2 separate regions of the Mus musculus genome follow, and region 2 is linked to region 1. A link is a contact called in ENCODE Hi-C or POLR2A ChIA-PET data. All regions are on one chromosome and are shown on one strand. The core of a region is the stretch at or near the end of the contact, and the rest is flanking DNA. Distances in the headings are between cores, read along the strand shown.

Evidence for each region. A loop is a pair of places that touch in the nucleus more often than their neighbours do. ChIA-PET counts read pairs that join two places held with the same protein, here RNA polymerase II (POLR2A).
Region 2: POLR2A ChIA-PET joins it to region 1 with 12 read pairs in Patski. The contact joins the promoter of Rgs12 here to the promoter of Msantd1 in region 1. A Hi-C loop is called at or near these places in 2 of 37 maps with a recorded cell type or tissue (gastrocnemius and heart). POLR2A ChIA-PET finds 5 or more read pairs at or near these places in 4 of 5 experiments (Patski and embryonic stem cell).

Annotation. Positions count from the first base shown.
Region 1 is chr5:34,914,082-34,918,876 of GRCm38, forward strand. It overlaps Msantd1 (Myb/SANT-like DNA-binding domain containing 1), which reads left to right and starts at 1,834. Exons shown (of 3, transcript NM_207277.1): 1 at 1,834-3,834. The coding sequence starts at 3,515.
Region 2 is chr5:34,946,698-34,951,492 of GRCm38, forward strand. It overlaps Rgs12 (regulator of G-protein signaling 12), which reads left to right and starts at 2,751. Exons shown (of 17, transcript NM_173402.2): 1 at 2,751-2,827.

The sequences.
Region 1 (4,795 bases), core at 584-3,083:
GAGCCTCACCTCCATACAAGGTGGCAAAGCTCAGCCAAATCAAGAAGACCTACTTGGGTAGCCCAGGGAAGGCTCATGAGCAGAGGTGGACCCAGGTACTTGAGAATCACTGAGACCTTCCTGGGATCCACACACATCCTTAGCCCTGAAAGCCTGAGTCTCATCTTCCTCCATGTTGTGGTCCTGAAAGAGATGCCTGCTTCACTTCAAGCTCAGGGTGGACATTTGGGACATAGCTGGGGTGGGAAGAGCTGGCCACAAAGGCAGAGTGTCAAAGGTTAAGAGTCTGGACTCCTTATTGACGTGTGATAGCAACGTCTAACGTGCAAGCTAAACTACCTAGCTGCCCAGGCCTCTATCCCAGGCTAGGTTGTAAGGCCCCAGGAATTGCTGTGACAATCCAATTCTAAGGTAGGTCATAATCCCTCTCACTACCCACCACAGAGATAAGCTGTGCCTCACTAACCACCCAGAGCAGTTCAAACGCCTTAGTGCTCCAAAGCTTCCTAGACCCATGTCCTACTACCTTAGTCAAGGCTGTACTTAGCCACTGTCACATGTACACACATTTCATACACTTCCAGGCCTTTGTCAAGTCTTCAACCCCTAAATTTCTCCCACCAGTACAGGCTCAGTTCTCTCAAAAGTTACCTGGCATCCCACTAAAACTGGTCATTTTCTACTCTGGCTTCTATCAATATAGGCTGAGCTTGGCTGCTATCACCCTAGTCAGGCCTGGTTTCTTGCATCCTGAACAGGTTCCATAAATACAAGTTTCAGATTTGCCCCACACTCATTATGTAGAGGGGAAACCAAACCCAGGGAGCCTAAGTAGGTTTCGCCAGCTCACAACAGAACCAGTCTTGACCCCATTCAGAGTGCCTGGCCTCTCTTAAGAGATACTTTCTAAAGCTGACCTGCCCCCTTTCCCTTCAGGTTCTACTGGGGACCTAGTCCTCAGCCTCCTGCCTTCTCATCCTGTGACAACTGAGGGTCCTAGCAGGCCATGCAGCTGTGTCAAGGTATGGAACTCTACCCTGAATAGAAATAGGAAATGTCCCACCCTAGGTAGGGGCAGCTGAGGCTTGGACAAACACCTGTTCATTCTTGTCCATGGAAGCCAGGCAAGGACTCTGCTCTAGGAGGTGCCTCCACAAAGGCCACTTTGTACCTGGGACTGCTGATGCCCACATGCCTGAGAAGAGGAGGTGGGAGCCCATCTTACCCCCATCTAGGTGTCAACCAAAGTGTTATGTTGGTATGGAGTAGCTCCTGCCAGGCTGGCTCTGGTGCCTTCTATATCCTGGAACTTGGGCAAGCAGCTGTTATAGATCTTTCCTCTTCAGCCATCTAACTATAGGACCTTGAGTAATGGCAGTGATATCCATTAGCCAACAGATAGCCACTGGTCTGGCTTTGAACACTCCAGACACTCTAAGGAAATTTGTAGAAAGGACTAAGAGATGGCGGATGAGGACCTAGGATCTCCCCATATCCCTTAGGCCAACATTTTGCTAAGTCATTTATAGTCATTTAGCCGGCTCTTGTTATTTTAGAGATGAGGACACTGAGGCTGGAATCCATTGCTAAGGTCACACAGAGCTAGGTTTAAAAGCTAGCAGCTTGAAGCTAAGCATAGTGACAATACACTTTTAATTCCAGTACTCGGGAGGCAGAGACAGGGCCAGCCTAGTATATACATACTGAGTTTTTAGGCCCCAGGTTGTGCTTGTCTTGTCTTTCCTTGTTAGCTGGAGATGCTGTCTGTGGAGGCAGTAGGGCAGGTTCCTAGTTCCTTGCTCCTCAAGGATCAATCTTCTGAGCCTAAAGAACAGGGGGTCCTTCCTGGAGGAAGGAGGTAATTTCTAGGCACTGAGCTCTGAGAACCAGACCCAGGTTCCATGCTCAGCACTAGGGGGCAGCAATGAACCAGCAGGCCAGTAGTATGCCTGGCATGCTCAGTATCTATCTGACTTTGGCAGGAAGAGGAGTTTTTGCAGACCTTCTGGGTACTCTTTTAGGAGAAATGGAACAATCGTGGGTATCTGTCTGCTAGCTCAGCAGTAGGAAGTCCCAAAATGACTCCCAAGGTTCAGAGAGGAAGCCTGACATTCACCTGAACCTATGAAATGACAGCAAGACCTCCAGGGGCAACCCTCTGCCTCCTTTTCATTTCTAATTTTGGATTGAAACTCAGGTCACTCCCCCTACCCAGTAAGTTACTGACTATGCTCCTTACAGTGGACACAGGAAGCCCAGAGACATTGCTTTCTCCAGTCTAAGTTCTTCCTATCTTTGATCAGGCAGGGGGAAAGCCAACAAAGACCACTGTTGTTCTGCTGACCAGAGAGTTTTAACTAGTTGTTTGGAGACCAGGCATGACTACCAATAGAGTACTGGGCCCAGAGAGTCTAGGATCAGACTAGACTGTGTGTCCACAACAGCCAGCCTAGCATGAGGGTCTTAGGTCCATGTAGTCTCATTTGTGACTTGCCTTCCAGATGTTAGCTATTGATGCCCTGTGGTAACTTTCCCCTCTGCGGATTCCACATTCTACATTCTTGCTCTGCTGCCTCCTCAGCCTGAGGTCCCTGCCTAGCCCTGTGGGCATATTAACCCTTCCTCTTGATGTTTTGCCTGTCCCCACCCCAACACTGCTGTGTCTCTTGAGGACTAGCCCTGCTCAGGACATTGAAGTTACCCTCTGACTGCAGCCACTTTTCCTCAGCTGAGGGGCCTCCTCAGCTCAGCTCGGTTTGCCCCTTCCGTCAGGGCTGTGCTTATGCTTCTCCCCATGTTGAAGGTCAACATCTGTGTCCTTCAGGCCGGCATGGCTAGGCAAGGTCTAGCTCTGACTTGCCTGGCTTCCCAGCACCCACACAACCTGACACCCAGGGGGTTGCATTAGTTAAACAAGAGAAGCAGAGTCAATGGGGAGAAGGCTGGGCCCTATGAGGACCGGCTTCAGTAAAGCTTGGCAGGCCTCTGAGAAGAGGGTGACCTCTCAGCAAGGACCTCACCACACGAACAGCCATCAAGGCAGTATCAGGGCCTCCACCTCCTTTGTAACCCTGCACCTTATGTCTCAGCATACTACTTGCCCATCTTGGGCCTCCCTGGACTCTAACCTATATAAATCAGGTGGGGCTGAGGTAGGGACTACTGCCTAGATGCCCATGTAGGAGCCTGTCAGGCACAGTGAAAGCAAGTCTCTTCTGGGGCCTAGAGGGCCAGCAGGGTGGGAGGAGGGCTGGGAGCCACAGTGGGCTTGGGTACAGCCTCTCACTGCAATATTGATGGCCCGTTAGTGCGGCCCTGATTCCTGTGCTTTCAGTTAAAAGGTTTCTGTTGTTGTAGCTTATGCAGTTGCTCTGTTGCTATGGAAACATGACATCAAAATGACGTTTCCCGTTTAAAAGCTTTTAACTAAATTCCTGCCTGTCAGATGTAGGCCCCATTTTGAGCGTGGAGCTGCCTCGAGCAAGCGAGTGAACAAGCGCACTGCCTCTCGCCCATGGTGCGCTGGCCAGGCCTGAGGCCCTGCCTGAGTGCCATCCTTAACCCTGCAGGTGCCTCCAACATGGCAGCAGCCGAAGTGCCTGGCTACCTTGTGTCTCCTCAGACGGAGAAGCATCGGAGGGCCCGCAACTGGACAGATGCAGAGATGCGCGGCCTCATGCTGGTCTGGGAGGAGTTCTTTGATGAGCTCAAGCAGACCAAGCGCAATGCCAAGGTGTACGAGAAGATGGCCAGCAAGCTCTTTGAGATGACTGGGGAGCGACGGCTAGGCGAGGAGATCAAGATCAAAATCACCAACATGACCTTCCAGTACAGGTGAGCACGTGGGACGGTCTCGAGAGGGTCCGGGCAAGGTTGCTCCACTCTTCGGCACTCTGTGCTCTGAGGCAGGGCGGGTGTGTGTCGTCTGGGCTAGTTGTCAGAACTCCACTTGGCAAGATTGCCTTCCAAAACCGTTTGTGTAGCCTACCATTGGGAAGATGGGGAAACTGAGGCCCACAAGCAAAAGAACTGATCATTAACTCTCAAGTGGCAAGGCTGAGAGCATCCTCAGATAGACTTTGTGGGACTAGGGCTGGAGCAGCATCGTTGTGAGGATGGTTCTAAGGCTGACATTAGACCTGCCTCCTACCTGCCGTGACGCCCCAGCAGTAGACAAATAGATCAGATCTTATGACCCTGCTTCCTCAACTGGGACTACAGGGCACCAATTAGGCTTGGTTCTGCCTGTCCCACCTACCACAAGTACCCAAGTTGGGCAGGGTATGGGGTTCCTGTTTCATGTATGGAAACTGAAGCTAGAGTGAAAAGGAGGTTTGACTCCCAGGCCTGGCTCACCCCGATACCCTGAGACTACGAGAACTAGGTGAGCCCAGCCCAGGGCCAGCTTCAGGGTTGGTAAGATAGGATTTTAGGGGGCTCTCCAGGCAGCACACAACTCTAGGCTGGGGTCTCCCCATCTGTGTATCTGACTTTGCTGCCTCTCAGTTTGACTGTCCTAGCTTGCAGCCAAAGGAGAGCCTGGGGGAACTGATACACAGTTCACAGCCTGGAGCATCCCTGGCATTCAGGATGGAGTAGCTGTGGTGGGTCTGACCTCTCTGTAGAGTCGAGTGCAGGGCAGGGATCATGGATGGGCTAGAGATTGTGGACTTTGGAGGCACAAAAAAGTAGAGAGGGTAAGATGAAGGTCAAAACATAAAGTGAAGGTTGTGTGCACGAGGCCCTTATGAGGGGCATGTCACAGGAGAAGTTGAAGAGTATCAAGGTCAGACAG
Region 2 (4,795 bases), core at 1,501-4,000, 34 kb after region 1:
ATTCCCATGCTTATAAGTGGATCCCATATCCTAACCATTGTGAACAGTGCTGCAGTGAGCATGGGGTGCAGGTATTTGCCATACAACCCTCACTTTCTCTGGATACATACCAGTAGTGGGACTGCTAGATGACATGGTTGTATTTGTAATGTTTTCTTATATTTTTTGATTTATGTATATGAGTATACTATAGCTGCTTTCGGACACACCAGAAGAGGGCATCATTGGATTTTATTACAGATAGTTGCGAGTCACTATGTGGTTGCTGGGAACTGAACTCAGGACCTCTGGAAGAGCAGTCAGTGCTCTTAACCACTGAGCCATCTCACCAGCCCTATTTGTAATGTTTTGAGGAACCTCTGTGTGGTTCCCCTATCAGCACCATCAGCACCAGTTAGTTAACTGGCATCAAACACATGTAAACTGTGCAGCCATCACTCTGTCCTCCTTTAGAATTTTCCCATATTCCAAAACTTAACTTGTCCAGTATGGGCTCCTCATGTGGCCACCATGGCTGAACCCACCTCCTAACTCCTTGCCTGATAATTTAGACAGGTGACTGACTTCTGGCTGTTTTTGACCCTGCATGTTTGCCCTTGTAAAGGTGCTACCAGAGAGGAACAGAAATCTGGGAGATAGCAACCTAGGGGCAGTAAAGGGACAGAACATGGGCTGAGCATGGTCTGCCCATCCATGACCACATGAAGGATCTTGGCTGGAGGAATAGAGATTTCACAGTGACTAGCTTCTTCGCCAGCCTGAGGATCCAGGCTTGGGGACTTGAGCTTTCGTCCCTGTTCCTACATCAAGTCTATAAGGCACCTGGAATGCAGCCCAGTGTGGAGGAAATGAAAAGCAAAAAAGACCCCTATGCTGGACGCCTTTCACAGCCTCTGCTGGCTGCTCTCCGTCCTTCTTGGTGTCTCCCACAGCTCTGGGAGGCAGCCCCCTGTGGCCTGCTTCCTTCTGGCCTGGTTGTGCTTCCTTCAAAGGTCCTCTGCCTTCTCCCTACCTCCCTTTTTGTACGCTGGGATAGCTTATTGACATTAGGTCCTTTATAGTTGAGGTTCCACAAGGGCACAGAGGGTCAGGGTGACAGGCAACAAGAGGACTGTCAGCATCTCTAGGGCTGGAAGTAAGATAAGAGTGGTCATGGGATAGGGGAGAAAGCAGAAAGAGCAGTGACCCACACAAAACGACAACGCTGTGCTACCTAGCAGGGTTGACTGCTGGCTGTAGAATGGATCAGCAATGAATGTTTAAAGGGGGAAAAGACAGGAGAGGAAGAAGCAGGGCCAAGAAAGTAAGCAGAGAGATTTTGAGCTTGAAGGAGGTCATTGAGGCCAGGCTGAGAGAAGAGGTGTGAGGGGGTACCACATGCATAGAAATAGGGCTCTGTTACTCCATTGGCCTCAGTGTCACAGGGCTTCCTACTCAAGACACATTGACAGTCAATACATCTACCTATGCAGTGAAACGAAGCTGCACACTGACAAGAACACAGGGTTTACTGTCCTGGAAACACTGGAGGGACTACCAGTCGTGACTTACATTTCCTGAATTTAGGGAGGAAGTGAGTGTTAAAGGTTACAGCTATGGGGTTTTTATGATGATTTAATCTCAAGACCAAGAAGCTTGAACCAGGCTGGGGCTGGTGTTTGAGAAAAAGAGGGCCTAGGCAGTGAATTCCTGGTCTAAACTTTTTAAGTAAAATGCCCAGTTTCCTGTTTTCTGAAAGTACTTTAGCTAGTTTCTAACTGGGAATGAAACTTCTGAAGACGCTGTGGCTGCTCGGAAGTCAATGTGGGAAGGGAAGGGGAATTCTGCCCTTGACGTCTTTCACCAAAGAAAGGTCTCCTTGAGGTAGACAAGGTCCAATGTTCTGAAAAGGTTGGGCGTAGGAACTATAAAACCAGTTTGTGCAACTATTGTATCATAGCCTGAGTGGTGCTTGGGACAGGATTGATGTATTTCTCTCCATCTCAAATGCACGCCCTCAGGTAGATGACCCCTCTCCTGGCAGGTGGGAAACTTTCCTCACAAATGCATCGTGTCTCAGAGCTGCCCCTTGAAGGAGGACGAAGTGGTCTCTCTCTGCACGTGAAGAAGATCACACATCCCAGCTCTCTGCAACCATTCAAAAAAGAAACCCATCTGGCTTTTGCGATTTAGTAGGGTAGCTCAACCCCTCAGCTGGACCAAGGCGGAAGTCCCGCCCCGGCCTCCATGCTCCGCCCCGCCTCCGTCTAGCCTTAAGCCCTGGATGTTGAGCTTTCCGTTAGGTCTTCAGTCCCAGGCAAGTCCCTACTTCTTGAGCGCTTCTGTGCTAGGAGTCCGATCCCGCCTGACCCCGAGCCACTGTCCAGTAGGGCGGACTTTGCTCTCCAGGAGCCCGGCCCCCAGAAGCCGGATCCCGTTGGTCCCTGACTCCAGCTGTCCAACGACCTGATCTATCCCCTCATCCAGCTCCGTCCCCCAAAACCTGACTCCACCAAAATCCTAAACTTGGTGAATCTCGAATGAGCCCCACCAAGAGCCCAAATCACACCCTCCAAAAGCGGCTGAACTCCCCACCCTTCCAGGAGCCACACCCCCAGAAGCAGGACCCGCGGGGTCAGAGTCCCGAAGCGCACAACGGCCTGACCCGCCCCTCACGGGTCCCGCCCCCAGAGCCCCGCCCCCTAGGCCCTGGGCCCCACCCCCAGGAGTCGGAGCTCCTCTCTCAGGGGCCGGACCCTGCCCCTCCCGGAGCCCCGCCCCCGGCCCGGCGACGGCGGTGACCGTTGATGCTTTCGGCGGGCGCCCGGCGGGAGCAAGCGGCGGCCCGGTAGGTGAGCGGAGCCGGCGCGCCTCCTCGCGCGTCTTTCTTCTCTGGCGCGCGCCCCCGCCCGGCCCGGCCTTGTCCTCCTGCGGCCGTGGGGCCGAGCTCGGGCACCGCCCGCGCCTTCTTTGTTCGCGCGGGACTCCGGGAACTTGCCCGCGCGGGCTGCGGCCGGGGTCCCGCGCAGGCCGGATGTGCGGGTTCCGCAGGGCTGCAGCCCACCGGACTCGGGCGGGATCTGACCCGGCTCAGAAGCCGGCCCGGCTGGCCATGAGGGGACTTTAATGTCCAACTCAGCCCGCGGTCTCATTGTTTGGGCAGAGACCGTATCCAAGGACCCGAACTGAGGAAATGTAGGGCAAGAACGCAGGGCAGCCCACAGCGAGCGAGCATCGAGAATAGCTGGAGGGGTTAGAGCTGGGAAGTGTAGACAAGGGGGTTCAGAGTGTAGATAGAGGGGCCCCAAACCTGTGGACTGTGTGTGTGTGTGTGCGCAGAATTGTAGAGTGTAATAAGGGCTCAGCTGTGAAGTGTAGATGAAGGGGTGGTGTGTAGCTAGGGCCCAACCCCTGGAGTGTAAACAGAGGGGCTTTGACCAATAGAATACAAATGGAGGGGCCCAGGTTCCTGAAAAGGCCTCAGATGGAGTGTAGATGGAGGTCGCCCTGGTGAGGAAGCCTTGAGCCTACATCAAGCAACTGGTGTGTGGGAGAGGGGAGAGAAGCAAAATCAATTGTGAATCAAGGGCCTGCTTACATTCTAAAAGTTTCTGAAGAAAGCACAGTTGTCAGCAGGACAATTTCTCCAGAAAAACTGGGATAAAAATGTTACATCTTTTTATTTGGGGGGGGGGGGCTGGATGACAAGTACCAAGTACTCAGGCTGGCAGGATCTGGACTTCAGGCACACTGCTGGGATAGAGAAAGTCACGGGGTAGAGGGAATGGCTTAGGTAAGACTCTGGAGTAGGATGGATCTTTAAAGGATGCAAGGCCATTTCTGTGAAGTTTCTTGGAACCTACCTCAGTGGGACAAAGGAGGAGGGTTGCTTCTGACAGGAAAGATGAAAGGCTGGAGAGCTGGCAAAGGAGATCAGCAAATACCGGAGCTGAGGAAAGGCCCTCAGACTTGGGGTGGCCTGTGTGTTGCCAGTCTTGGCGCAGGAGTCAGAAGGCAGGGTTTATACTGAGTAGACCAAATTGCAGTGCATCGTGGAGTTGCCAGCTTGTGACATGAGGCACTTTGTGGTCATCCCCTGTGTCAAGGGCTGGCTCACTTTTTGCATTCTGTTTAGAACAACAACCTCAGAGGGTGGGAGCGTGGGTAGTCACAAAGGTGACACCGAGCCTGGTGACCTGGCTGCTGCAGTAGCTCCTGCAAGGATCCCAGAGGTAGGAGAGGTTGAGGCTGAGCCCTGTGTTTCTAATCCTGTTGTCATTTGACATCTGTATCTGAGACAGGCCCAGCATGCTGGTCCCATCTGGCTGCCTTGGTTGTGGGCTCCTTGCCTTGCTCTGGCAGCAAGTGCATGATGGTGGTTGCAGCGTCCCCACCCCCTTTTCTTTCTTTTTGTGTGTTTGCTGGAAACCCTGCAAACACTTACTAGTCAGCACTTGTTTTAGTTTCCTACAGAGCTTAAATCTAGTGGCTTAAACAGTTTGCTCTTCAAGGCTCAATGCCAGAAGTCTGCAATGGGTCTCACTGGCCGAATGTCCTTTGGGGATCAGAGAGATTCTCCTTCCCTTCTCATGTCAGATGGAGACTGGCCTCATCCCAGGGCTCAGGGCTTGGTTCCAGCATCACGTGGCCTTCTCTTCTCTCTTAAGCCTCTCTCTGCCATGATCTGTGAGGACTTTTAGGGTTGCCAGGAGATCCAAAGTCCTCAGTTTACAGCTGCAAAGCTCCTGGAATGTTTTCACCTTCTTGCTGAGGAACAGCCTGGTCCTTGCACCTTCGCCAGGGTGGGACACGTGGA